Regions from separate parts of the Homo sapiens genome. Here region 2 is linked to region 1. A link is a loop called in an ENCODE intact Hi-C map of the cell type or tissue named here. Cell type or tissue: ovary. All regions are shown on one strand. Links, peaks and the distances in the headings refer to the core of each region. The heading gives the core; the rest is flanking DNA.

Region 1 (15,427 bases), core at 3,569-11,568:
CTCCTATTCAACATAGTGTTGGAAGTTCTGGCCAGGGCAATCAGGCCAGAGAAAGAAATAAAAGGGTATTCAATTAGGAAAAGAGGAAGTCAAATTGTCCCTGTTTGCAGATGACATGATTGCATATTTAGAAAACCCCATCGTCTCAGCCCCAAATCTCCTTAAGCTGATAAACAACTTCAGCAAAGTCTTAGGATACAAAATCAAGGTGCAAAAATCACAAGCATTCCTATACACCAGCAACAGACAAACAGAGAGCCAAATCATGAGTGAACTCCCATTCACAATTGCTTCAAAGAGAATAAAATACCTAGGAATCCAACTTACAAGGGATGTGAAGGACCTCTTCAAGAAGAACTACAAACCACTGCTCAACAAAAATAAAAGAAGACACAAACAAATGGAAAAACATTCCATGCTCATGGATAGGAAGAATCAATATTGTGAAAATGGCCATACTGCCCAAGGTAATTTATAGATTCAATGCCATCCCCATTAAGCTACCAATGACTTTCTTCACAGAATTGGAAAAAACTACTTTAAAGTTCATATGGAACCAAAAAAGAGCCCGCATTGCCAAGACAATCCTAAGCCAAAAGAACAAAGCTGGAGGCATCAAGCCACCTGACTTCAAACTATACTACAAGGCTACAGTAACCAAAACAAGCATGGTACTGGTACCAAAACAGAGATATAAACCAATGGATCAGAACAGAGCCCTCAGAAATAACACCACATATCTACAACCATCTGATCTCTGACAAACCTAACAAAAACAAGAAGTGGGGAAAGGATTCCCTATTTAATAAATGGTGCTGGGAAAACTGGCTAGCCATATGTAGAAAGCTGAAACTGGATCCCTTCCTTACACCTTATACAAAAATTAATTCAAGATGGATTCAAGACTTAAATGTTAGACCTAAAACCATAAAAACCCTAGAAGAAAACCTAGGCAATACAATTCAGGACACAGGCATGGGCAAGGGCTTCAGTCTAAAACACCAAAAGCAATGGCAACAAAAGCCAAAATTGACAAATGGGATCTAATTGAACTCAAGAGCTTCTGCACAGCAAAACAAACTACCATCAGAGTGAACAGGCAACCTACAGAATGGGAAAAAATTTTTCCAATCTATCCATCTGACAAAGGGCTAATATCCAGAATCTACAAAGAACTTAAACAAATTTCCAAGAAAAAATCAAACAACTCCATCAAAAAGTGGGCGAAGGATATGAACAGACACTTCTCAAAAGAAAACATTTATGCAGCCAACAGACACATGAAAAAATGCTCACCATCACTGGCCATCAGAGAAATGCAAATCAAAACCACAATGAGATACCATCTCACACCAGTTAGAATGGCAATCATTAAAAAGTCAGGAACTACAGGTGCTGGAGAGGATGTGGAGAAATAGGAACACTTTTACACTGTTGGTGGGACTGTAAATTAGTTCAACCATTGTGGAAGACAGTGTGGCAATTCCTCAAGGATCTAGAGACCCAGCCATTCCATTACTGGGTATATACCCAAAAGATTATAAATCATGCTGCTATAAAGACACATGCACACGTATGTTTATTGCGGCACTATTCACAATAGCAAAGACTTGGTACCAACCAACCCAAATGTCCATCACTGATAGACTGGATTAAGAAAATGTGGCACATATACACCATGGAATACTATGCAGCCATAAAAAAAGGATGAGTTCATGTCCTTTGTAGGGACATGGATGAAGCTGGAAACCAGCATTCTGAGCAAACTATTGCAAGGACAGAAAACCAAACACCGCATGTTCTCACTCATAGGGGGGAAATGAACAATGAGAACACTTGGACACAGGATGGGGAACATCACACCGGGGCGTGTTGTGTGGCAGGGGGATGGGGGAGGGATAGCATTAGGAGATATACCTAATGTAAATGACAAGTTAATGGGTGCAGCACACCAACATGGCACATGTATACATATGTAACAAACCTGCACGTTGTGCACATGTACCCTAGAACTTAAAGTATATATATACATATATGTAAAATTTAAATCTAAAAAAAAACAAACAAAAAAAGAAAATGTGGCACATATACACCATGGAATACTATGCAGCCATAAAAAAGGATGAGTTCATGTCCTTTGTAGGGACATGGATGAAGCTGGAAACCATCATTCTGAGCAAACTATTGCCAGGACAGAAAACCAAACACCGCATGTTCTTACTCATAGGTGGGAATTGAACAATGAGAACACTTGGACACAGGGCAGGGAACATCACACACCGGGGCCTGTCATGGGGTGGGGGATAGGGGAGGGATAGCATTAGGAGAAATACCTAATGTAAATGACGAGTTAATGGGTGCAGCAAACCAACATGGCACAGGTATACATATGTAACAAACCTGCACACTGTGCACATGTACCCTAGAACTTAAAGTATAATAATAAAAAAAAAGGTACACCCGAAGTGGCATAATCCTGGAGGCTTCCTTGGCAGTGGAGCTGAAGAGAAGCCTGTTTCTTGTCATTGCAAGGAAATTGCAAGGCAAACTAAACAGGTTTGTTAAGCAGTCACTGATACATATTGGAGTCTTGAGATAAAGCAGGGAAAATATGTATTAAATTCATTATCATGCTAGGCAATTCGTGTTTATCCTACTGAATCCTCATATGCCTCTAAGAGAGGATGATTTGTATCTGTCTGCCTGTCTGACCCCTGCCCACGCACACTCAGAGGAAACCTGCCTGACTGCAGCCTGGCAGCATACTGGGCTCTGCTCCATTTGGAGAAAAGGACTGTTGCAAAAACAGATGAAAGTAATTGTGGAGGAAAGCAACTGAACGTACCTAGAATAAGCAACTATCCATTATCTTTATAAATATAAACTGACAACTAAGGATTGATCATCAGACATTCAGAAGAAAACTAAACAAAACGGGCAAGTTTTAATAAAAATTCTTAAAAGCTAGTTATAGAAAGAAAAATCCTTATTTTGGTGAAAGGTATCTGTCAGAAAACCAACAGCCACAAAAAAAAAGGACAGAATTGTGTATACCTGTGTAACAAACCTGCACTTTCTGCACATGTACCCCAGGACTTAAAGTATAATAAAAAAAGATGAAAATTTTTCACCACAGAGTAATAGATAATTTAAGCAGAGTTGAAATGTAAGATAAAGGCTAATATTTTAGATAGACATCACCAAAAATGGTTATTACTGATTATGTATATGAGTTCTTAAAATCAATAAGAAAACTACAAGTGCAATTTAAAAATGTCAAAGTCATAGAGTATAAAGAACAATAAAAATTAGTGGTCAGGAAAATGCAAATAAAAAAGATCTAGTAAGAATTAAGTACACTTATAATATTTAGTTTTGGTAACGGTGTGAAGAAAGAATTATTTCATGTGCTTCTGGTGGGAGTGTAAATTGGCACGACTTTGGAGAGAAATTTTGCTTTATTTTCCAGAATTTTAAGTGTGCATTCCATTTGACCTACAAATTCTTCTGCCAAGAGTCTATCCTACAGAATTATTTATATAAGTATGAAAAGATATACATATTAGGATATTCATGGAAGCAGTACTTGTTAGAGAACCTTTAAGTTTTCTTCTCCAAGAATTTGCTCAGTTTCTTCCAGAAATAACTTTTCCAGTTATTTATCTTGGGCCTTATCTTTCATGCTATAGGCTTAAGAAAATGTCTAGTGATCCTTGGTCACCCATTCATGTTATCTTCAGTTATCCATTGGCATTCAAGACAAAAGCAATGTGAAGGTTTCCTGAGAACCCTGTGCACGTTGTGAGAGTTTGTTAAAAGGCTAAGTTCTACAGAGTCAGAGAGTGGGGTACCAGTCAGCAAGCTGCCCTTTCTCCAATTCCACAATGAAGACAGAAGTCTTGCAGCACCCACCTCTCATCCATGTCCTAGTTCCTTTCCGTATTTGGACGAGGAGGCAATGCCAGCATTCTGAATGTGTGTGTGTGCTGGGAGTGGGGGTGTCTGTTCCACAGACAGGTTTTTTCACTTCTTTCCCCATTTTCAGCCACATTCTCCCCTTCTCCCCTCCCTTTTACCTGCTGTCTTCCAGGCTCAGAGCCTCTTGGGGCTTCATCTCACAGGTCAGCCCCTTCTCATCCCAGACCCCCTCTGCACACCTGGGCTGTGATTTCCTCTGCTCTGCTAGTGAACATCCTCCCATCTGCTTTCTGTCTTCCAAAAATCTGTTAAGATATTTGCTCACTGATGCCCCCACTCCAGTCTTAGTGGTTTTAGGTCACATCTTTTAGTTAAATCGCTTTAGTATCATTTTGAAGGAATCTTTGGAGAAAGGGAAGAAAAGCTCATGTGCTCAGTCTGCCATCTTGAACCAAAATTCTAAAGTATTATTTGTAATGTTAGAAAACTAGAGGCAATCTAAACATCCCTCAGTAGGGAAGTACCTAAATAAATAATGGTACATCCACTGTACAGAATACTCTGCACTAAAAAAAAATCAATAACATAGGCTTATATGTATTAATATGAAAAGATACCCATGATATGATATTAAAATAAGGACACAAATTGCAAAAAGTATGTATAGTAATATCAATTTTAGAAAATAGCTATTTATTGGTACTTACAGAAAGGGCTGGAGAATACACAATGAACTGTGAACAGTGGTTATTTACCTTCAAGTAGTCTTTACACTTGAAGGCAGTGGATCAAGTGTGGAGTTTGTATGAAGAGGGAATTTTACCTTTTTGCTCTATTTCATTTGTCTTCCTTGAAATTTTTACAGTGAACATGCAAAAAATATTAGGGATTAATAGTCATACGAATGTAAGACATCATAGTATTTAAACATCCAATGTTTCCTGTAAAGAAAGCTGTTCAAAGAATAAATTAAAGCTTGCAAATTATAGATGATCCATGATACTTGACTTTTTTCAATGCTGACCATTACTGTTGTTTAAAACTTTTAGGAGAACATGCTTAAAAGTAAGAATACTGCCAGTTTATTTTTGAAAGTTTACAGATCTTTAAAAATTCCTTCCAAGTCTAAAACTCTATGACAATCTAACATGTTGGCAGGTGGTACATGTCTTGTATAATCAATTTGTGCTTGGTATGCTTTTATGTCTGATTTCTTAACTGTTGCATAATGACATTAGTAAACTGAACTGACTGAACTATGCCAAACTTTGATATTTCAGCTAAAATAATTTTACAATATCTTTTATTAAGAAAAAGGCAAGTAATACAAAATGTCAATCATTTAAATAAACTTTTTTTTCCCCAAATGGCAGAGTTCAGAATAATTCACATACAAAAGGAGAATTCATAGCTTACAATAGATACAGGAGTTCTAAAGTCTTTCCCATTTAAAAAAATTTAGGACTCTAGAACTCATGAAACAGTCTATATTTTGGAGCATGTAAACAAATTCAAATAAACAGAAATTTGGAGCTCAAGTCTGCAGAGTTTCATTGGTGTATAACCCCAAATGAGATGAATAAACATCTTATCTCCTGAAATATGTGCACCATTAAATGTTATGATTTCTCTAGCTTTGCTTGGAGACAAGAGTAAGCATTGTGGTGAGTTGGCCTCTTCCCCCAGCTCTACATAGGCCACTCCTCCTAGGAGTTATGGCTGGGAAGGGGCCAGACCCAAAGCCTTCAGAATCTGAGTCTAGTAGGCTAGGCCTTGATGGTCAAACTAAATTAAGCCAGAAACTCAGAGTTAACTTTAATGTACCATCACTATAAATATATCAGCCAAGGTTTCTGGAATACATGCCTCCGTTTTCTATTTAGTTTTTAAGTTTTAAATTTTAATTTTCATATCTTAACTCTATAATTATACCTTCAGTAAGTTTTAGTAAGTCTAAAGCATTTTGAAATAAGCAAAGTATTAATAGTAAGTTTTAGTACGTCTAAAGCTTTTTGGAATAAGCAAAGTATTAATAAATAATGTCCAGTGTTAAAGATCAGAAGGCCATGTATGTGAAAATGCTTTGGAGACTGAAGTATTATATATGTGTGGTATGACTACTGTTATTAACTGAGAAGCCTAGGGTGGGAGGAGGGAGAAGATCAGGAAAAATAACTTAGGGGTACTAGGTTTAATACCTGGGTGATGAAATAATCTGTACAACAAACCCCCATAATACAAGTTTAACTATGTAACAAACCTGCACTTGTACCTTTAACTTAAAAGTTAAAAAAAGAGAATCCTAGGGATGCTCATTTAAATATTGAGGGCTTAAAAAATCATTTAAAATGAGGTAATTCAAAAAGAACAAAATACTTAGGAATACAGCTAACCAGGGAGGTGAAAGATCTCTGAAATTTTAATTCAAAACACCACTCAAGGAAATCAGAGATGACATAAACAAATGGAAAAACATTCCATGCTCATGGATAGGAAGAACCAATATCATTAAAATGGCTATACTGCCCAAAGCAATTTACAGATTCAATGTTATTCCTACCAAACTACCAATGAAATTCTTCACAGAACTAGAAAAAACTATTTTAAAATGCATATGGATCAAAAAAAGAGCCCCAAAGGCCAAGGCAATCCTAAGCAAAAAGAACAAGGCTGGAAGCATCACGTTACCTGACTTTAAACTATACTACAGGGCTACGGTAATCAAAACAGAGTGGTACTGGTACAAAAACAGACACATAGACCAGTGAAACAGAATAGAGAAATAAGGCCCAGAAATAAGGCCACACACCTACCACTATCTGATCTTCGACAAAGCTGACAAAAACAAGCAATTGGGAAAGGACTCCCTATTCAATAAGTGGTCCTGGGAGAACTGGCTAGCCATATGGAGAAGATTGAAACTGGACCCCTTGCTTACACCATATATAAAAATCAACTCAAGATAGATTAAAGACTTAAATGTAAAACCCAAAACTATAAAACCCTAGAGGACAACCTAGGTAACACCATTCTGGACACAGGAACTAGCAAGGATTTCATGATGAAGATGCTAAAAGCAATTGAAACAAAAGCTAAAATTGACAGATGGGATGTAATTAAACTTAAGAGCATCTGCACAGCAAAAGAAACTGTCAACAGAGTAAACAGATACCCTACAGAATGGGAGAAAATATTTGCAAACTATACATCAGACAAAGGTCTCATATCCAGCATCTATAAGGAACTTTCACAAGTTTACGGAAAAAAAAACAACCCCATTAAAAAGTGGGCAAAAGACATGAACAGAAGACATACTTTTCAAAAGATGACGTATGTATGGCCAACAAGCATATGCAAAAAAGCTCAATATCACTAATCATTAGAGAAATGCAAATCAAAACCACAATGAGATACCATCTTACACCAGTCAGAATGGCTATTAATAAAAAGTCAAAAAAGAACAGATGCTGGCGAGGTTATGGAGAAAAGGAAACACTTATACACTGTTGCTGGAAATGTAAATATTTTCCAACTATGGTGGAAAGCAGTGTGGTGATTCCTCCAAGAGCTAAAAACAGAACTACCATTCGACCCAGCAATCCCTTACTGGGTATATACCCAAAGGAATGTAAATCATCCTACCATAAAGACACATGCATGCATATGTTCACTGCAGCACTATTCATTATAGCAAAGACATGGAATCAACCTAAATGCCCAACAATGACAGATGAGAGAAAGAAAATGTGGTACATATACACCATGGAATAGTATGCAGCCATAAAAAGAATAAGACAATGTCCTTTGCAGGAACATGGGTGAAGCTGGAGATCATTATACTTAGAAAACCACGCAGGAACAGAAAACCAAATACCACATGCTATCACTTACAAGTGGGAGCTAAATGATGGAAGACATGGACACACACAGAGAAACAACAGACACTAGGGCCTACTTGAGGGTGGGAGGAGGGAAAGGATCAGAAAAAATAACTATTGGATACTAGGCTTAGTACCTGGGTGACACAATCTGTACAAAAAACCCCAGTGACGTGATTTTACCTATATAAAAACCTGCACATGTACACCTGAAGCTAAAATAAAAGTAAAAAATAAGATTAAATGAGGTGATTAAATCATCAGCTTCAGCATTAATAAATACAAGTCTGCCTTTTTCATAGAAATCTATTTTCTATTGTTACTGGGGAATCAGTTATTTAAAAAAATACCAAATATTTCACAGGGAAAGTTTTATTTGCATGACAAATAACTAAAGGTAATTCTGGAAACAACAGGAAACTAAAAAAAAATAAAGTTGTAAAAGTTCTGGAATCTTTGGCTGGGCATGGTGGCTCATGCCTGTAATCCCAGCACTTTGGGAGGCTGAGGCGGGCGGATCACGAGGTCAGGAGATCGAGACCATCCTGGCTAACACGGTGAAACCCCATCTCTACTAAAAATACAAAAAATTAGCCGGGTATGGTGGTGAGCGCCTGTAGTCCCAGCTACTCGGGAGGCTGAGGCAGGAGAATGGCGTGAACCCGGGAGGTAGAGCTTGCAGTGAGCTGAGACGGCGCCACTGCACTCCAGCCTGGGCGACAGAGTGAGACTCTGTCTCGGAAAAAAAAAAAAGTTCTGGAATCTTGAAAGCAATGATACAAATGTGAAGTATTCATTTCCTTTATATTGCTTATTCTGCAGATCAAACTTATGCAAATAGCTGAGTAAATTTTGTGTATCAAGTCAAATTTTACAGAAAATACAGTTTTCATAGCCAGAACTCACAAGGTAAGAAAACCAGAACCCTCATTGTTACCTAGAGAATTATGGAGAAACCTACCACATATCTCTTTGAAAAAGGTTTCAGTGTTTGACAATGTACAATGTAAAAAATAGCCGTCGAAGAGTTCAAAATAGCTAGATACACCTGGTAGTGGTTTCTACATGATCTCAAGCAATCTCATGTATATTTACTTTTAAAATATACAGACTTCACAGAGCAGGAATAGTGGGTTTGGTAAAGAGAACACCTGTGAAGAGAAAAGGGCCGTAACCAACGTACACTTCAAAAGGATGAATTTTATGGCATGTGAATTATAGATCAATTTTTTAAAAAGAGAATACACAAAGCACCCCAGGTGACGTAAGTGCTCTAGAAGGAATCTCTGTTCGTCATCTCTGGAATCTGCTTTCATTAGAGCCTGCTCTTTTGTTTCTGCTCTCTCTCCTTCACACACGGGACCTTATGTAATATTTTCATGGACGCTACCGATTTCATGTGCACCCCACTGATCTTTGGGCATAGGAAGTTGAACTTGACTTTTTGAATCACCTCTCCATTGACTTTTTTCTTTTTCTTTTTTTTTTGATATAGTGTCTTGCTTTATTGCCCAGGCTGGAGTGCAGTGGCACGATTACAACTCACTGCAGCCCTGACCTCTTGGGCCCAAGTGATCCTCATGCCTAAGCCTCCCAAGTAGCTAAGACTATAGGCATGTGTCACCGCATCTGGCTGATTTTTAAATTTTTTTGTAGAGATGGGGTCTCACTTGATGTTGCGCAGGCTGGTCGTGAACTCTTGACTTCAAGCAGTCCTCCTGCCTTGGCCTCCCACAGCGCTGGGCTTACAGACATGAACCTCCCTGCCCGCCCCTCACTGACTCCATTTTCCCTCTGCCTTCCCTTCATCTTTTTTAAGGAAAGAGGAAATGTTTATTCCACAATTTTGATGGAATCAAAACTGACAATCTCTCTGAGACAAAAGAAAGGCAATGAACATTTGTCAACTGCCTAATAGGTGTCAGGGGCTCTGCCGAGTCTGAAATATCTGTATCCTATTGAATCGCATGACTACTTATAAGGTGAAGATTCTTATTCCCATACTCCAGATGAAAACAACAAGCCTCCGAGAGCTTCCTCCATTCAGACATCCAGTAGATATTCACCCAGAATGTCTATTTTTTATTCAGGGGGCACAGCTTGAAAACTGCTTACTGAATACAACTAACTATAGCCAGGGAAAATGTACTAAAAGCAACACAAAGCTAATAAAAAGTGGCATTGTTTGCCGGTACATCTGAACACAATCACAATTCAAATAATCCCCAGAAGAACATTTCCCATTCTAGGAGGCAGGATGTTTATGGAGATGTGATCTCATAGCAGTACAAAAGAAAGGAGGAAACACACAAACACTATTTTTCAGTATTAAAAAGAATATACAAAGCACTCACTGGGAAACTAGGTTTTCTGACACTCTGGTGGCTCCTGGGTTTTGTCAAAGCAAATTGAACAGTTTTTCTTTGATTGGGTTTGTCTCTGAGTCCCATCTGCCATCCCTTCCTCCTCCCCCCCCGTAAAACCACTTAGTTTTGGCTGCATTTGACTAGATGGGGATGGAAGAGCTGTAGAATATGGAGTTCCCGAGTCTGGAGTTAACTTGTGGGTGATCCTGATATTTGAAAGTTGCAGACTTAATAGTCTTTCAAGTGCTGCAGCCATTGACTGCTGCACGGCCAGTGGCACACCAGAGGAACTTAGGTTCTGAGACTGCCCATGGGTATCATCTCTTGACAGGCTACTACACCTGGAGCTAGACTGCCTGGTCTGAACCCCAGCTCCACCTCGTTATGGTATGGTGAGCTTGGCAAGGTACATAATCTCTCTGTGCCTGCTTTCTTACATGTAAAGTGGGGATGGGAATAGCTTCTTTTCCCTGTTGAGAGAATTCAAAGATTGAATGCTTGCAACACATTAAGAATAGTGCCTGACACATAGTTTGTTTTAGGTAAGTTCCTGTTCAATAAATAATTAAAAGATAAAAATGAATATAGCTATTCATTAAACAAATGGCTCCCTTATATTGTTAACTGATTTAAACATGCTTACATCTATTAGAAATTCATAAAAAGTAATTTGTTCAAGGCCAGGCGTGGTGGCTCATGCCTGTAATCTCAGCACTTTGGGAGGTCGAGGTGGGCAGACCACTTGAGGCCAGGAGTTCAAGACCAGCTTGGCCAACATGGTGAAACCCCATCTCTACTAAAAATACAAAAATTAACTGGGTGTGTTGGTGCACGCCTGTGGTCCCAGCTACTCGGGAGGCTGAGGCAGGAGAATCATTTGAACCTGGGAGGCGGAGGCTGCAGTGAGCAAAAATCGCACCACTGCACTCGAACCTGGGTGACAGGGCAAGATTCTGTCTCAAAAAAAAAAAATAAATAAATAAATAATGTGTTCGATTGGCTTGTGGTTTTTATCAGATGGAATGCAAATAGCTCCAAAGTCCAGAAGGAAGTATCAACAAAGATCTTTTGTAGAAAAATGGGTTAAAATTGGCCTCTCAGTATTGATGATGTTGCCCAAAATGATTGCTGGAGGATTCCACAGCTTTTCAGAAGACATGCACACTACTATGTATAGGTCTGCTGCCCCAGGCAGATGAGGCAGAAAGAAGAGAAAAATGGCTTCGCTTTAGACCTCCAGGGAGTGAAGGTATAGATAGGATCAATTGTCCCTGGCCACCTCAAATCCCAACAGAACAAACACTGGCTGGTCTCCGCGCTTTGCAAAGAGCTTCTCCCATCTCAGAGCAATAATTTGGGCTGTTATCCACTTTATAACCATGTTTCTCTTGGGAAAAGCAAAGGCTGGTTTAAATGTATAGATATTAAGTATTTATCTGCAAGAAGGACTTTTTTTTTAACGTTCTCCACTCAAGCTTCTCATTTCAAGGCGCAGGCCAGGTGGTACTTTGACATTCCCCAGGGGCACTGCCTGCATGCCCCGGGACTCTCGGACACTGCTGTGTCTATCTCACAGTTCTGAAGGAATACATCATCTGGCAGGGACAGACGGTTTTCTCTGGAAAAAGACCAAGCTTACCCAAATAGTTGTTGCTCTTGTACATCTCCGTGATGTTGATTTTCGTGGCTCCCTCGGGAATCTCCACGACGCGGTGGTAGCCCAGGCTGGTGAGGGCATGCTTAAACACGCCCGACACAACCTGACAGCCCGTGTTGTCTCCTCCACACACCCCACATTTGTCCACGACTTTGTCGGAGCCTAAGTAGTCATCACAGCCAATGCTCTGCAAAAAGACAGAAAACAAAAGACTCATAGTATGTATCAGGAGCATGCAGAGGAAGGAAGGGAGAAGATCCCTGGGCAAGAAATTTCTTTTCTAGCTATTTACGAAATGTATATTCTAGGAGTGGGGTGGGAGCCACAGACGGTAAACCAGACAAGTAAATAAAACAGAGTTTGTTTGGTGGTGGTAAATGATCAGGAGAAAAATAACACTGGGAAAAAGACTAGGGAAGATGTAGGGTGCTAGAAATTTACTTAAACAGGTTGTACAGTGAAGTTGTTCTGAAAATCCCCGTTGGACTCTGGAAGGGGAGAGGATGGTCTGTGCTGGGATTTTTATATAAAGAATCTCTCTGGAATCATGACAAGTGCCACATCTGAAACTGAAGTTTGCCCTCATGTCTTCTTATAGATGCTACTCTTAGCAAAGTACCTCCAAAAGTAGTGTTCCCTGGACCAGTTTCTTAGGAAATTAAATGGTTTGGGAGCTGAACCTCTAACTGGTAACTGTGGCTCTAGAGGCCTCAGAAGCAGGACTTTTCCTTGGTTACCCCAGAGCACTTTTCCCAGAGCAGAAGGATGAAGGTAAGCAAGAGCCAGAATCATCAACAAACGAGATCATAACCTGCTAAACCACAGAGTGCTGTCTGTAGAGCTGGTCTCATCAGTGTATAAAGGAATTCTGACTTTCCTGAATTCCCTCCCCCGACAAAAGGAATCTTCCCATTACTCATTCTAAGATCTTTTTGCTTTATCTCTCCCTCCTCATTCATGTTTCCGTTGGGACCATTTTATGTCGCACACACAAATTAAACTTTGGGCCAGACATGGTGGCTCATGTCTGTAGTCTCAGCACTTTAGGAGGCTGAGGCAGGAGGACTGCTTGAGCTTAGGACTTTGAGACCAGCCTGGGCAACTCAGTGTGATCCAGTCTTTACAAAAAGTAAAAAATTAACCAGGTGCGAGGGCACACACCTGTAGTCCCAGCTACTCAGGGAGGCTAAGGTGGGAGGATCACTTGAGGTCAGGAGTATGAGGCTACAGTGATTGCATCATTGTACTCCAGCCTGGGCAACAGAGCAGGCCCTATTTTAAAAAAACCAAAAATTAAACTTTGGAACAAAATGGAATGATCTTCACAAAATCTTTTTCTACTTCTGAAGCTTTCCACTCCTGACCTCACAGGGCTCAGGATCATGTTTCCTGAATCTAAAATTGGGACTCATGTTCTGAACAAAGAATTCTGTCACTTTTCCATGAGCAGATGGAAGTGGGTAGATTATGGTTTGGACAATGAAATATTGTGAGTACAGGATTATTCACTGGGTCATGAGGATATGGAAAGATACTTGAAATCAGAATGGTATTCTAATTCTTGAGACACATATTCTCCAAATCACAGGCTTGTCCTCTTTCTTGAATTCTAAGTGCAATAATCAGACCACATCTCTAGGACAAAGTGAGCAGCAAACCAGTCAAAGTCCACTTTTGATTTTGTTATGCAACCCTGGGTCTCTTCAGGTAGGTCCTATAGGTCAAATCCTGTGGGCAGAGTCAAATCAAAAGGTGCCCATTCCTTCCCCTCTAGTTGCATGCCTGATTGAAACCTTTCTGCAGGCACTGCCCTTGGGCATTATTGCTTCCATATTCCCAAGCGCACATTGACCCATCAATAATGACTGGTCTCTCTTCACAAATAGCATCTCTGTAAAACATTATCTCTGACAGTAATAGAACATCATCTCAATATGCTCATCCACATCCAATTAGCCTTTCCAAATGCCATGTTTGCTATGTATTTCTCCTCCCTCAAATCCTTCTCAATCTGCCCCACGCACATTTTAGCAGAAAAAATAAGGAATATGTTTTCCATGTGTGATTTCCATAGCCCCACCCCCCTTGAATTCTCCCTTGCTTTGAAACAACAACAACAAAAATGTCACCATCAACAGGGGTTTTGAATAGTAGAACCCATGTTATCAAGGCAAGATTCCAACTGAATCAAGGAGATGCCTCTGACTGTCATCAAGGGGGAAGGTAGACAGGAGAGGTGGTCAACACCCATTGCCTGCCCTGTCTAGTGACATCTCACACTCCCTCCCTTCCCAACCTCCAGTCTGTTGCTGCTACCCCTGGACTCGACTTGTCCAGACTGAGCTCATTCTCATAGGGGTCCTTCTGTTAAAGGGAACAATGTGTACACAGGTAGGAAAGAACACAGAATGACACGGCTGAAGTGCAAGCCTGCTGGGAGGGATAATACGAGGCTGGAGAGTTCAGCGGAACTTGTCAAGAATCTTGTTTGCCAGATTGAAGAATTAGATTTTCATCCTATGGCATCAGCAACCCCCAGATGTCTGGAGAAGGGGAGAGCCATGCTCAGACTTGCTTTTCGGTGGTAACAATGACTGCAGTGTGGAGCGGGCCTTACCTAGAGTGGAGACAATGAACCGTCCAGTGAGTCCCTCTCCTGTAACTAGGGTGTCAGAGATATTTCAAGAATGAATGAGAGTCGCCAAAGATGGGACAGACGTCACATTAATCACATTAATCCTCAGCCCCAGCCCAGTTAGAATGGAACTATCACAAGGAAATTACACTAGCATGGATAGCTTCAGATAACCACAGACACAGACAAAATGTTATTTGATCTTGTGAATCAGACATTATATGAAAATGCTCTGCACAGTTTGATGGACACACCCCCACCAGATTTCCTGCAGAGCATGGTTGCTCTGGATCAATCTAGACATGGGAAGGAAAGGCTGCAAGAGTTTTTCCTGGTAGATGTCGAAGTAGCCTGGAGGTTGGTTTCAGTGAAGCATGCGGCTGCACAAGGATGCCAAGAACTAAAGGTGACAGCCTGTCTACCGGGAGCCATGATCAATAGCTTCCTTAGAACATACTAGGAGCACTCTTCAGTGTTCTAGTGGCTACCCAGGCCTCTAAGAGACTGAGTTCCCATGGAGTTACCAAATATCTCTCCTTTACTTCACAAAGCAAGAGGGACAACTCCAGAATGAGAACTAGGCAGACAACACATATTCAAGACCTTAATATTTAGCTGAGGCCAAGGGCAAATTACACACATGACAACTGTCCCTTCTCCTGCACAGGGCTGTTGTGAAGATCAGATGATGTAATGAGGGAAGAATTGGACTAGATGTCTAGGAGGGCATGGCTGGGGAATGACCTCTGGACTAGGATCTGAATGACATGAAGGACCTGCCATGACAAGATCGAAACACGTAAAGATGCATTTCATCACTGATATTGTTGAGTGACTACACTGAAAAGGCTGCCTGGAAAATCCCAAGCTGAATCAGACACAGGTCCTGACTTTGGGAATCTGAGTCTAACAGGAGCAATCAGACATACACATAGAGAATCACAAGCTATCAGGCCATGAGGAACGCTTGCAT
Region 2 (15,427 bases), core at 3,165-11,164, 66 kb after region 1:
AACTGCATTCACTTTGCCATAGAAGCCTAAGTGACAAGGAATATAAAATTAATTATCACACTGCTGCAAAATACTCCTACCCCCAAAAGGAGCCAGACACCAACAACAGAAAATAATACAACTTATGTGGTCTCTCTGCCCTGCCACTGCACAAAGTAGTTTAGAAGAGGTTTCTTGGAGGAATCACCTTTGTCTTTTGCTCTTCGCAAGAACCAAGAAGAGGGAGAGCAGAAAAACAACAAAAAAGTAACCAAAAAACAAAAACAAAAACAGAGACAGTATTTTCTCTTCAACTACCCAGAGTCAAGCTTCTGCCCTCACTACATGAAGACATTTCCTTTGTCAAGGTTACCAGTGATGCCAAATCACTAAATCTGATGGCCAATGATGAGTCCTTATTTTCCCTGACCTAACAGAACACTTGGCCCAGGTGATGACTCCTCCCTGCTTCAAATACTTTCTTCAAGTAGCCTCAGGCACAGCTCACTCCGTTGGTTTTGTCTCTCTGTCTCTGGTTGCTACTTCTCAGTCTCCTGTGCCTTCCTCCCCATTTCTCAGACTTCAAGCATCGGAGCATCCCAGGGCTCAGTTCTTTGACCTCCATCTCTCCTCTGTCTACACTTGGTAATCTCATCTTGCCTCTTGGCATTGAATACTACATTTACATCTCCAACCTGAAGCTCTCCCAAACCTCAGACTTTTACACTCACTGGCTCTCTGACATCTTTACTTAGGTGTCCAAAAGGCCCTAGAAACTTTACAGTCTAAAATCTAGTTCTCGATCTTTCCTCCCAAAGCCGTTCTTCCCAGTCTTCCCCATCACAGCTGCTGGCTACTTCATCCTTCCCCCTGTTCAGGCTGAAGGTTTGCTGTTATCCCACCACTGCCACTGCTGCCATGTGGTCCAAGCCATCTTCCCCCTCACTTGGGTTTGTTCAGTAGTTAGTAATGGGCACTTCTTCTTCTGTTCTGTCCACTTATTGTCTGTTCCCCACACGGCAGTCAGAATGATCATATTAGAGCCAGAGCTCTGGGTGAAACCCCTCAGGGGCTCCCATCTCAATCCACCTAGAGGCCAAAGTCTTTACATGACCTATACTTAGAACGACTCTGAAGTTTCTCATCCAAACCAGGACGTTTTGATAATAATATTAGGACAGTAGGTATAAATGTGGATGGTCCCAGGCAAACAAAATATATACTTATTCTTCCTATAATGCCCTGCACGGTCTGGTCCCTGTCAACTTCAGGACATTATCTCCTTATCTTCTCTTCCTTGATCCTTCTGTTCCAGTGACGCTGGTCACCTTGTTGTTTCTTAAACATGTAAGAGATGCACCTTTCTTGGGTCTTTCTGCTTGTTATTTCCTCTACCTGGAATGTTCTCCCCTTTGTTTACATGGCAACCACCTTACCTCCTTTGGGTCTCGGAGCAAATACTGCCTTCCCAAAAAGGTCTTCCTCTACCATTCTACTTAAAACTGAGAACCCACTCCCCATTCATTTCCTACTGACCTTTATTGCTTTATTTTTCTCCATAGCATTTCTTCTGCCATTGTTGATAAAGAGTATTTTCACTGGATATAGAATTCTATGTTGACAGGTTTTTTTTTTGTTTTTGTTTTTGTTTTCACTTTTGGCACTTCAAAGATGACACTCCACAGTCTTCTGGCTTGCATATTACAAGTGACATTTTGTATAACTTAAAACAGTAAATAACTGACATTGAATGATACATATACATTTCCTAGCCCTTGCTTGCTAGAACTTTCCTTGGGCTCCTCTAAGTTTAAATGAGGCATTTGCTGATTTGATATAGATAATACACATTTCACCAGGTACTTGTGTGGGTGTCTTACCTTGCATTAGAATATCCTAGGCCTTTCTAATTCTTCCTCTTGAATTCCCTGTGTCACTCATCTGAGGTCATCTCTTGGATTTAAATACATTTGGTCTGAAATTCTCAAACTGCTGAATAAAATGCCATAGTAAGTCCAACTATATGGTTTCATGTAGGGTAAAGTAACCATTGTGGAAGGATTACGATAAAACTGTGTGACAATAAATAGAATAAAAGATGGCAAAACAATCTGTAAATTACAAAGTGTTATAAAAATGCATTGAATTTCTAGTGTTCTTACACTTTCATATTTCTCATTGGCACATCAATCAGACCTTGCCTTCCTAAAGTGGGAGGAAGAAAAAGGCTGCACCTGTCTGGGCTGAGGGTCTGGGCAGAACACTAGCAAAACTTTTAATAAATCTTCATGTCACCACCCCAAACTCATTAGGGCCCAAACTTATTTCATTATCTTCACTATCCCCATGGTTTTCCTCTCCATTATTTTTCATGCCCATCTTCAGCACTTTCATGTTTCTAGTCTTAGAAAACCCAAAGTTAAAAAGGAGAGCAACTTAAGAGTGTTCTATACCTCTTTTCTCTCCTTCATCTGTGGCCAAGGCTATTTTTTCTTTCTTCTAATTCTTGCCCATATTCAGTTCTTCTCTCCATTTCCATTACTAAAACCTTGGACTGAATTCTCCTTAACTCATGCCTGGATGACCACAGCTAGCCTCTCTGACCACTCTCTCTTCAGCCTAACCCACCCTTTATATACTGCCAGAAGAACCTTCCAATAACAGCAATTGTCTTCCTAATGCACCATGGCCCATGCCCACTGCGTCAAATTCAAATTCTCCCACCAGAGGGAGAGGCATTTCAAGCCATTCATAATCTGGCCCCCTTCCAAAGACCCTACCTGTCACAGCCCACCAGCTTCAGGCACCAAAAATCCCATCGGCTTGCTCAGCCAGTCCCTGAACCTATGGGAGCCTCCATATTAGGATTCCCCTCCTGACCATGGCGGGGTGCAGATTTGGTCTTGCTCTCTTCAAAGCCAGTGTCTTGGGAGTAACCTTCCACTCAAAACTTAACTACGCATCTCATGACCCACTTGGTTCTGATAGATGCAGGAGGCAGATAAAGGGGAGGGTCCCTGGAGAATCTCTGACCCACCTCTGCACTGGGAGAACGGGGTGGAGCCACGGGAAGTTCGTGCTGTGTGCAGGGAAAGGAGCCTGGCTTCTTTAGTTCCTGTGTGGTGACCTGGTGTTCAATCTGTGCGGTGGGGGCCCATTAGCAGGATCCCCTCTTGCTTTGCAGAGAGTTTTTTTTCTTTTTGCCCAGTAAATTCCATTCCCCTCACCCTTCAATGTGTCTGTGTTCCTAATCATTCCTGGTGGTGTGACAAAAACCTGGTTTTAGCTGAACCAAGGAGCAAAGCTCTACATCAGTTCTACATTGTACCTGTCAGACATCATTGCATTTGTAGCAAAAATGCATTTTATTCTTTGACCAAAAGTTTGTAGCCAACCTCACCGCTAAGCCCTCACAGGTCCTGAAAGGACAGAGGCAACATAGCGGGGAAAGAGCACAAGCTTTAGAGCCAGAAAGCCCTGGGTTCAAACCCCAGTTTGCCTTCTCACCAGTGGCTACATAAGCTTGGGAATGTCACTTGATCTCTTTGAGCCTTATGTTTTTTCCCCTCCTTATTTGAGATATAATTCATATACCAGACAAGTTATCCTTTTAAAATGTACAACTCAGTAGTATATTCACAAAGTGGTACAACAGTCAAAACTATCCAATTCTGGAATACCTCATCACCCCAAAAAAGAAACCCCATAACCATAACCATTAGCAGTCACTGCCCATTCCCTTCTACTCCCAGCCCCTGGCAGCCACCAATCTGCCTTCTGCCTGTACAGGCTTGCAGGAGCCTTGGTTTTAGTGGTCTCTAAACTGAACGTAACATTTACCTTATAGGATTGCTGTGGGGATAGAGACTGTTTTTCTTTTTCATTTTTTTTTTTTTTTTTTTTTTTTTTTGAGACAGAGTTTCACTCTTATTGTCCAGGCTGGAGTGCAACGATGTGATCTTGGCTCACTGCAACCTCTGCCTCCCGGGTTTGAGAGATTCTCCTGCCTCAGCCTCCTGAGTAGCTGGGATTAGAGGCATGCGCCACCACACCTGGCTAATTTTGTATTTTTAGTAGAGACGGGGTTTCTCCATGTTGGTCAGGTTGGTCTTGAACTCCCGACCTCAGGTGATCTGCCCATCTCAGCCTCCCAAAGTGCTGGGATTAGAGGCATGAGCCACTGCGCCTGGCCGAGACCATTTTTCAAAATGTCTACATCATAATTTAGCATCTAAGAGGACTATAATAAGTTGCTAACAGTATATTAATTATTTTTTGGCTCCTTCAGTGTCTCAAGTACAAAGACCTTTAGCTCCAGACCACCCCTGTTCTTTATTACTGTCCTCACCCCTCCTGTCTGTTCTTACCCACAACTCATTTTCTGTCTCCTAGAACTCTGCCACTCCAAACCCAACATTTAAGATCCAGCTGAAATCCCACCTCCTACATCATGTGAAGTCTTCTCCAGAATAATGCTGCTTTTCACATGGTTTTCCTAAGCTACCCTGAAGAGAAAAAAAGCCCTTTCAGTCTAACTTTAAACATTTCCAATATAATGAGATTCTGGACATGACTCCAGGCTAATCAAACTTGTGTTTATTCTAGATACTGCTTTGTGGCACATACAGAGCTGCTCACGCACACAGCTGCTTTGACACAGTAAAGAAAAAGAGTGCTATGATATTTTCAGGAGAGATTTCTGATCTCGCAACCAAACTTCCATTACCAGATGACGCTGAAGCAATAAATAGTGACATTTCAGTAGCTCTGTACAGGGCAGCTAGATTTTTTCCACGTCCTTGTGATTCACAAATCTGAAGTCATCAAAGATTACAGCCTCTTCAGAGTTTATTTGGTCTTGAAAACGCTCTTAATGAGTTTGACATTTTTATTAAGTTCAAAGTCTTTCACCAAAGACTGGTGCAATTACAGTCATTTATAAAGCGGCCAACAGGAGCAGAGTCTTGGCAGGCCCATGACAGTGCCTTGCAAAGTCCGGCAGCCTGGACATGCTCACCCAGTTTTCTGCCCCCTTGTCTTGGAAGCTCCATGGAGGCCATAAGGGAGCAACCCCTGGAGTGGTGTGAGAGTAGCTATCCTGGAGTGCTTTCTCTAGCTGCTAAAGGCTTCCATTCTAGGCTGATTTCATAAATGCATCAATTCTCCCCACTACCCCCAGCCAATCATTGAGGCAATAAAGGGAGAGGATCTGCTCTCACACACAGCAGGAAGTGTTAAATGATAGTCTTTAGTAGAACAGAATGGTAATGGCTCTTGCTCTGTCATCACATGAGCCTGGACTCAAATCTCGCTTCCAACATGCACTCATTTTATCATTTAATTATCTCACTGGTTGTTGGGCAAGTTATTTATTCTCACCAAAACCAAGTTTCCTCATCTTTAAGATAGGCATGATAGGTTGGGTACAGTGGCTCATGCCTGTAATGCCAGCACTTCAGGAGGCCAAGACGGGTGGATCACCTGGGGTCAGGAGTTTGAGACCAGCCTGACCAACATGGTGAAATCTCCTATCTACTAAAAATACAAAAATTAGCCAGGCATGGTGGTGAGTGCCTGTAATCCCAGCTACTCAGGAGGCTGAGGCAGGTGAATCGTTTGAACCCGGGAGGTGGAGGTTTCAGTGAGCTGAGATTGCGCCACAGCACTCCAGTCCAGCCTAGGCGACAGAGCAAGACTCTGTCTCAAAAAAAAAAAGAAAGAAAGAAAAAAAAAGACAGGCATGATAATAGGGTATTAACTGAGATAATGCAGGTGAAATGCAGAATGTAGTGTCTAGAATGTAATGAGTGTTCAGTTAATGATGGCTGTTGTTACTACTTTAATTGTCATTGTCATCATCATCACTGCATAACATGAACCAGTTTTGGGGGTCACTGAAAATGGTTGGGTGTGATTAATAATTCCCAATCATTCTTTTTCTACTCCAGATATTTAGAAAGTGCCTCATATGTGTAAGGCATTATACCAGGTACTGTGGGGCTTATGATGATTCAGACACAGATTCTTCCCTCAAGGATCTTACAGAAGAGTAAAGGTCATGTATTAAGACAAAGAAGACAATGACAAGAATTCCAAGAGAAGAGCAAACAAAACCTACGGGAATTCAGAAGGGGAGTATAGCAGAAATCACAGAAGGTTTCCTGGAGGAGATGTACCTGAGCTAGTAAAGATGGTAAGATTTGACCATTCAAAGACTAGAAGGCAGGTACTCCAGGAGGAGAGCAAGACTTTGAAATACAGAGCTTTCTGAGTGAGTAAGTCTTGCACAGAACACTAATCCACAGTATTGACTGTAGCTAATTAGTAGCATTTCCCCACGGAATGCTGCAGAATCTTAATTGCTGTTTTAGTCTTAAAAAAGAAACACTTTGGCTGCCCAAAATCAGTCACTTTGGAAGGAAAGTGAAATAGGCTTTCACCAGATGGAGTCATAACAGAAAGAAGACACTAACCACGCCTGGATGTTTTAGAATTTGAGATGTGAGAGCTTATGGTCAAACAGAGAGCCAAAGTGTCTCTTGGTGAGAAGATTTGTGGCTCTGCAGCTGGAAAGGAGCTTCCCATACTGGGGGGCATTGTGGGGAAGACATTGGGGCTTTATGCGGCTCCCAGTGTTTCGGCTCAAAGTGGGCCTCTCCACACAATGCAGAGAGATGACATTTGCCCTTGAATGCACACACGTTCCTCCTGGCCCACTGCCAGAGTCCACTGGAGCGGCTGAGCGGCAGAAGGGAACAGCTCTTAATTTATAAAATGCTCCTCATCAGGTTTTATGAAGAAAATGGAGCAGGGCCTTGCCAGGGGAGCACATACCACGGGCTTGATGGCATGTAATTAGCCTGCGTTAGTATTTGGGCAGCATTCCTGGTTTAAGGGCCTTTCTACCCTTGAGATACTCCATAGCATTTCTATGACCTCACAGGTGGTTAAGGTCTGGCCAGAACAACAGTTTGCCTGGGTTTGAACCTTAAATCTAGGAGTGAAGAGAAAGCATTATGATGTGGATGAACAGGGCCTGGCATATCAGGGGCTCATGAGTATGTGACAATGTGAAAAAATAGTTAGACAGGAAGTGGGCTCTGTGTATGATGTCAGCTCAGAGGACTTGGACTCTCCGCAGGGGACAAGCATCCATATTTCTACTTGGATGGAAAAAAAATACAGCAAATCAATCAAATATTTATCTTGTATATACTGTGTAACCAGCATTACACCATGCTAGAGACAACAGATTGGATTCCAAAGAAATATAAAACATAGTCTCAAAGATTTACAATTTAGCTTCGGAGACAGAACTAAGCCACATGAAATTCTTGTACCCAGTAACATTTATGGTTTTACTAAGGTTTGTCAAGTGGTCCTACCTTTAAATACTGACAGTAGTGCAAGTGGAGTTCAGAGGGGGAAAAAAGGTCGGAGCAAATCGGATTAGTTGAAAAAGTTGTCATAAAGTGGGCAGGACTTAAGCTGGGGTGTTCCTAACATAAGTGACACATGCCTTTGTCAATCTTTAAAAAATAAGTTCCGGTCAGATGCGGTGGCTCAACTTGTAATCCCAGCACTTTGGGAGGTGGAGGTGGGAGGGTTGCTTGAGCCCAGGAGTTCGAGACCAGCCTGGGCAACAGGGCGAAACCCTGTCTCTACAAAAAATACAAAAATTAGCTGGGTGGGGTGGTATGTGCCTGTAGTCCCAGCTAGTAGGGAGGCTGTGGCAGGAGGATCACCTGAGCCCAGGAGATTGAGGCTGCATTGAGCTATGATCTCGCACTACACACTGGGTGACAGAGTGAGACCCTGTCTCAAAACAAAAAAACAAAACAAACAAACAAAAAACACCTAAGAGAAACAGGAAGAACTGTGGAAGATTCCAGCCCAAAGCACAGGGTGGGGCACAAAGAGAGTGTAGCAGGGAATGGAGAAATGACGTCTGCAAAACGGTGGACCCTTCTCCCCAGTCTTCAGTCAACTCCTGGCCTTTACAATGAGTCCTCTAGCATATTTATACTTGATATCACGTATACCTCCTGGCCTTCCTTGTCTCAGTACCCATCAATGCCTATAGTCAAAAGGTCAAACTCATGGCCTCAGGGATGTGTCCCGTTTGACTTTTAAAATGTCATGATGTCGCCACTCTAGTCAAACTAGCACTCTTCAAATGTATCATGGGCTGGATACCTTCTGCCCTTAGTACTTGCTCTTGCTACCTTGGCCTGGAAGGGTCTTCTTGCTCATCTTCCTGACCAATTCTTAGCAGTCTTTCAAGGTCTAACTTTAAAACTGGCTCGGCGAAGCCTTTCCTAACCCCCAGGGCTCTGCCCACCAAGATAGCCTGGCTTCCATCTCTTGACCGGTCCTCTTTGCTCAGCTTAGCCTGCACTAGGAACACTTCTTGTTCCCCTGAAAGCCTGGGAGCACCTTGAAGGCCTGAACCATGACTTATTCATCTGGGTGATCCTAGGGCCCAGCACAGGATTGGGACCATAGTAAGAGCCCACTAAATGTCTGGCGCTCACTAAATATCTGAGGGAGAAATGAAAAGCAATTCCAGGGAGCGTCTGAACTCACTTCCTTTGGGGCTGACACAGAGGTGTTCCCTGATGAGACACACATCGCAGGGCCCTGGCATCTTGGAAGCCACGCCTGGGGACGAGAAGGGATCTGCTTTCCCACCCTAGGAGGCCAAAGAGGGAAGAGACACTTCTCACATAAGGCGTCGAGCTTGTTAAAAATTCGTCAGTGTCATCCAATACTTGGGGGTGGGACATATGCAGGAGAAACTAAGTCATCAGAACTAGGTGGTTTGACCAGGAGTCTTCTCCTCCTGTTCTTCCAAACAAAGTATTAAAAGTGCTTTCTTTGTATACACGATTTTTGGTAAAAAGCTATTTCTTTAAAAGTCTAATGATCCTTAAAATGACCTCTGTTATTATGCCTTTTATAATGTATGTTGTCTATAGAAATAGCTGGCATAAACACTCTGTAAAGAAGTCTAGAAGAGCTGCATGTATATGTTACCACATGTGTATTTTGGTATATATACACACATATATCTGTGGGTGTGTGTGTGTGCACGTGCCTGTACCTATTTAGCAACTTTCTGAATCTCTGAAAATTTGCAAGGTATAATACATATCAATTGCTAAAGAGTCCAATTGTCAGTTTCAGCCAGGCTGTTCTTACACATATTCTTGCCTACTTGAGACAGGAGATTCCGGGTAGCACCAAGGAAGGCCTGTGACAGAAAACGTCCCCAAGAATTTGAGACATTTAATGCTATAATTTAGAAATAATCTAAATGGTCAATGGCCCCACCCAGAAACAAGATTAAAACAACAGTATTTTTTGGAACAATAAGAAAAGAAACAACTTCAAAGTGAAACTTTCAAACAAAGAATTTGGACTGACAGAAAAAAGTGAAATCTAGTTAAATATTTTGGTTTAGCAAGAGCTCCCCTTTGCCTCACCCAGCCCTGTTCCCTAAAGCTTGTGGCTTCAATGTTCCTTGGCTGCTTTCCTTCTTCCCCACACGCCCTCTTTGGCTGCTGCTCTTAAACAACAGCATTCCAAGCCAGGAGAACCAGGGTCACCTAGGGGCCCGACAAACCATTGCCACTCTTCCACCTCCCTCTGCTGCTACATGCTTCTGCTGTCTCCAAAACAGAGCTGCGCTCCCCAGCCAGGAGGCCCGCAGGATTCTAACCCTACCATGTAGAAGGGGAAACAAACAGAAGGTGGTTCTATCATTAACAATTTGGCCCAATTGAGCCTAAAGATTTTTGTCTTTAGGATCAACCTAGACCCTGTCCACACCAGGAAACTTTAGAATTCAAAGAGTTCCCACAAGTGACTCAATCTGGAGTAACTAGATAGAACTAATATCTTATTCTGTCCCCATGGAGCCAGTGTTAAGTTGATACTATGGACAATCTGAATGGCAACTCAGTTTATAAAATACAAAACTCTTAGCAATAAGCTTTCACAGAACCTTCTGGAAGATGAGGCACTGATGCATTTAGTGCATCAGAAAAACAGATGGCCACTTCTGGAATGTGGTGGAAGACTTTCATAAAAAAAAGGCCTTTGGATAATTATCTTGTGTTTGTACTTGGAGAAGAAGAAGAAAGAGAGAAAACCACAACAATGTCACAATCTGACTGCGTTCCTACCCACAGAAGGGTGACACACACTGTGTCATTTGTGGAAGGCCACTCTCCCCTCAAACCCATCAGCAAAATAGAAGTCGCCCCAACATTTCACTCAACCACCACAGACAGTGATTCCTCTAAAGACATGTTTTTAATAAAGGATGAAACAAATACTCACAAGATAAAAGCACAAACAAGGAATACCTCAAGGACATTCTGGTTGTGATTTTAAAAATTCAAAACAAACAAAACTGAACTTTTGCTGGAAAAGAAGCAACAGTGAGGTAGGATGGATGATGCATGTCCTGACTTTCATGGTTAGCAGATGCTGAAACGGTCACCAGCGAAAAACTGTGCTATGTCTCTCAGTCAAATCGATGTGCATAGTTAACAAAAACACAGACACAAGTCCCTTTCTGTCACTTTCGCAGACCTTGGGCAAGTTTCTTAGCTTCTTTGGGTCTTGGTTTCCTCATCTGTAGAATGGGTATAACAGTAGCTACCGTCTTTAAATGGAGGGCGTTGAACTAGCAGATCTTGGGGTGATGGAGTTGGGGGAGTCTTCTGCTCAATAATTCAAGGGAGAATGTTCTCCACTTAACAGGACTCTTTGGAAATACAATCTGCATCCCCTGGACTTGCATACACACATGTGCAATTTTAGGCCCTCTGAGCTTCCAAGTTCTGAACATATGGCTTGTGTATTAGTTCATTTTAAAGCTGCTGATAAAGACATTTGAAACTGGGAACAAAAAGAGGTTTAATTGGACTTACAGTTCCACATGGCTGGGTAGGCCTCCGAATCATGGCAGGAGGCGAAAGGCACTTCTTACATGGTGGTGGCAAGAGAAAAATGAGGAAGAAGCAAAAGCGGAAACCTCTAATAAACCCATCAGATCTCATGAGACTTATTAACTATCATGAGACCAGCACGGAAAAGGCCAGCCCCCATCATTAAATTACCTCCTGCCGGGTCCCTCCACAACACATGGGAATTCTGGGAGATACAATTCAAGTTGAGATTTGGATGGGGACACAGCCAAAGCTTATCACCTTGTTAAAACAAATCTTTAGGATTCACAGTGTCTGACTTCCAGGCCTGTCCACTCATAGTACCTTTCCAGCAATCACCCATTACTTGTATAGAAGAGAGCTTCCAATCCCAATCTGATTAAAGAGAGAAGCTCATACATTTAGTTTAGTAAGAAACTAGCTGACTTTTCAAACTCAGCTCATCTTTGTTCTCTATTCCAAACTTTTCCTGTTTATACCATATCACCACTTAGTTCCCACCACTGGGATTGACTGACCCCCTAGATAGCTGGTAAATGCTTCCTTCTTCTTTGACACCTAGCTCAGATGTCACCTCTTCAGAGAAGCCTTCCCCAATCCCTCCCTCCCAAAGGAGACTCAGCTGCTCACTTATTTCCGCTCCCGAGCTCCTTGTATATCCCTCATGCATAAAATATACTTTGTTAACTTCTATCTCTCTTTCTTGACTAGGAAGTCCTCCAGACCAAGACTGTATCTTATTTCCCCTCATGCACATCACACAATACTGATATGGGGTAGGAAATGGGTTAATGCTTGTTCGATACATGGAGGTCTGAGCACCAGCGATCTGGAGCACAGCTTTCCCATGTCTGCTGCTGAAGCCTGGGAAGCAGCTGAGACCCCAGGGAAGAGGCCTAAGGTCTCCACCTAAGGCAATGTGGGGAGCCTCTTTGATTTTGGAAGCCTGGATCATTTGGGCACACCTGGGTCGGGCTGGATACTCTGGAGCTCAGGCAGAGGCTGGCTCACAGAGGGCAGAAATCCCAGCTACTAAGAGGGGAGGCCGAGGTGGGTGGATCATGAGGTCAGGAGTTCAAGAACAGCCCAGCCAACATGGTGAAACCCTGTCTCTACTAAAAATACAAAAATTAGCCAGTCGTGGTGGCAAATGCCTGTAATCTCAGCTACTGGGGAAGCTGAGGCAGGAGAATAGTTTGAACCCGGGAGTTGGAGGTTGCAGTGAACTGAGATCGTGCCATTGCACTCCAGCTTGGGCAACAGTGACACTTTATCTCAGGAAAAAAAAAAAAAAGGATTCATCCAGGCTTGGGAACAGACTGGAGTGAAAGGAAATAAGAGTCCAGTGGATCCCTAGGCTGTGAGGCAGAAGGGGCAGAGAGAGGGACCGGGCAGGAAAAGGCAACCCCCATGCTGAGCTGCATTCAGCACCATTGTGCAGCTCATGTCCAGCTGCCCCACCTCACCACCCTCTCAAGTCCCTCCTGTTCCTGGGCACCTTTCCCCTCTTCCCTCTTTCTCATCAGCCCCCATTCTTAGTGATTTCAAACAGTCACTAATTTGGGTAGTAAGATTTTTTTTTTGCCGGGGGGGTGGGAAGGGGTGTCAGGATCTTGTGTTGTTGTCCAGGCTGGAGTGCAGTGGCGCAATCATGGCTCACTGCAGTCTCGACCTCCCAGGCTCAAGCAATCTTCCCACCTCAGCCTCCCAAGTAGCTGGGACTACAGGCACATGCCACCATGCCTGGCTAATTTTTGCATTTTTTTTCTATAGAGACAGGGTTTTGCCATGTTGCCCAGGTTGGTTGGTCTCAAACTCCTGGGCTCTTGTAATCCACCCACCTCGGCCTCCCAAAGTGCTGGGATTACAGGTGTGAGCCACCATTCCCCAGCTGATAGTAAGAATTTGCATCCAAACACCGAGGACAGAAGAGCAGGAACAGGTAGGAGGGCACTGTCATCCTGCCTTGTCACACTGTCTCCAGCGAGTTAGGGTGCTTTTAAAAGGTCACCCATGAGGGTTTCTTACAGGTTTTTTTTTTTTTTTTTTTTTTTTTTTTTTTTTTTTTTTTTTTTTTTTTTTGAGACGGAGTCTCTCTCTGTCGCCCAGGCTGGAGTGCAGTGGCGGGATCTCGGCTCACTGCAAGCTCCGCCTCCCGGGTTCACGCTATTCTCCTGCCTCAGCCTCCCAAGTAGCTGGGACTACAGGCGCCCGCCACTACGCCCGGCTAATTTTTTGTATTTTTAGTAGAGACGGGGTTTCACCGTTTTAGCCGGGATGGTCTCGATCTCCTGACCTCGTGATCCGCCCGCCTCGGCCTCCCAAAGTGCTGGGATTACAGGCGTGAGCCACCGCGCCCGGCCTACAGGCTCTTTTTATCACAATGGACAAAGAGATAAGGCTGGGGACAGGATAGAAACCTCTGCTCACTTCCTCTGCTCACTTCTCCACTTGATTTAGATTTGGCTCTGACCCTCTCTGGAAAGAACCTGAGGTTCAAATCTCTATTTTCGCTAGGTGCATACCCTTGGAAAAGTTAATGAATCTCTCCAACATTCCAACTGCTCTGCATTAAAACAAAGATGCTCCTGCTGACCTCACAGAACTAAGCTGGAACGCGATGAGAGAGGGCAGGCAGGACAGTCAGCTCAGCATGGGGTCCGTGTGGCTGCTTGCTAAATGTTACTCCTCACCCCTCCTCTCAGTCAGCACTGAAACTCAGGACTTGTAACACCTCGATGCTCAATATTCTAATGCATGCTGTTCTCAACCTAGAGGCAGGCTACGTTCCAAACATTTGAAAGCTGAACTATGAACGTGTTTTCCCACAAAATGCATTCTGTAAATGGTGATTGGGTTCCCAGACCTATCTATAAAAGTGAATCCAGCCCACAGTGTATTCACTTTTATAGACAGGTCTGGGAACCCGATCACCACGTATAGAACAGTGACACAATTCTGTTGTTTTTCTGGAGACCAGAACCCAACTACCCAGGAGGGCATGGTTTCTGTGGGAAAATGTGTTCTGAATTCCAACTTGTCATGCCGGGCAAACAGCTTCTCCTAGCACCTCTACAGACAAGTAACAGCTCAATTCCTGGGGCGGCAGGGCCATGTGGCTGTGCACACGCTCAGATGGCTCTGGGGGCTGCCAACAGCCTTCTCCCTGCCACTGCGTCCTGCAGCTCCTGCCCATCATGGGCTTCACTGCTGGTGGAACATGGGGGAACAGGGCATTCACCTCAACAACTGTCAAGAACCTCAAATGGTTTCCCTGCCAAAAGATCCAAACTTCCTCTCTGCTTCTTCCCATGGTGGCCACATGTTGGCTTAGAAATGTGTGTACTTTTCTCTTTCAATGTTACTGCTGTGTGATATGGAGGAAACATTGCAAGCTATGGAGAAAAACCGTAGCTCAAATCCTGGCTACATCACATGCTAGCCAGTGACCTTGGGCCAACAAGCTAATCCCCCAGCTCTCTTTTCCTCGTCTTTAAAATGAGGGGCATTAACATCTGCCTCATAGGGATGGGAAAATTACACGAAATAATGTTCATGAAAACACGACATGGTGCCTGTCACCCATCAGGCCCACAAACATTTGTTTTCTTCTTTTCTTCCTTTATTTCTGTAATGAAACCACTTCTGAACAATACCATTCCCATTTACCTATTTACCTGCTGCCTTTTTGTTATATACCCACTTTTTTGTTTCTCAGTTTTTGGTATATGGAACATATCTGGATTTATTGATTTTTTTTTTTTCTAAAAAAAAATCTGGCCGCAGTCTGAACATCTCTCCCACAAATAGGCTGGTTGCAAACATTCTTGCAGAAGGTTACACTGGGCCTCATACTCCCAACAGCTGCCCTCTGACATCTCCTGGAGCTTCACCAGCATGAATTCACCAGGTGTTTGTCCTTGAACTCTCCCTTTCAGTGTCATCTGCCACACATGGAGCATGTCACATGTGTGACAGGGAAGCCCAGGGGATGATCTGCTCCTCTACCTTGCAGATGGGAGTCAGCCAAGAGGATCGGTATAGCAATGCTCTTGCTGTGTGAGAAGTGAAGCTGTCTGAGCGATCAAAATCTTATCACATAGTTATATGTTTGTGACATGCATAAACAGAAAACAGAAGGAGATGTAAAGAATGACACTTGAGCTTAGACCAAAGGTAGGCACAACAGGGCAGCCTTGAAAGGCTAGAAAAGCCATGGACAGCCAATTGCAATTCCGAACTCCACCACACACTACTGTCTTACCTTCAGTCACTGACTTTCTCCAAATTCCAGCTTTCTGAGGTTCATAATAAACAATTGCCTTGCCTATTTTGTGACAATAGGTAAGAGGAAGTCTATAGAAGTGCTTTTCTATTTTGAAAAGCCCTTTCACAACACAAGATATTGTCATTACTGTTATCATACATACTGTCATATGAGAACGGACTATTCTTTTTTTTCTTCAACTTTTTTTTTTTTTTTTTTTTTT

Evidence for each region. A loop is a pair of places that touch in the nucleus more often than their neighbours do. Peaks named below come from ENCODE experiments on the same cell type or tissue, not always from the same donor. Only the 100,000 strongest peaks of a DNase experiment are listed, where the experiment ranks them.
Region 2: it touches region 1 in a loop (5-fold over the local background); 2 of 110 quality-filtered maps call a loop at or near these places.

What each region holds. Positions count from the first base shown.
Region 1 is chr15:71,657,109-71,672,535 of GRCh38, reverse strand. It overlaps THSD4 (thrombospondin type 1 domain containing 4), which reads right to left. Exons shown (of 18, transcript NM_024817.3): 8 at 11,802-12,006. Among named protein-coding and RNA genes, the nearest start is that of THSD4-AS2, 27 kb to the left of the region's middle. In ovary, for the core only: no CTCF peak of the experiment used is centred there; no DNase peak of the experiment used is centred there.
Region 2 is chr15:71,591,016-71,606,442 of GRCh38, reverse strand. The region is part of intron 7 of THSD4 (thrombospondin type 1 domain containing 4); the gene reads right to left. Among named protein-coding and RNA genes, the nearest start is that of THSD4-AS2, 93 kb to the left of the region's middle. In ovary, for the core only: no CTCF peak of the experiment used is centred there; DNase peaks (open chromatin) are centred at 6,692 and 9,572.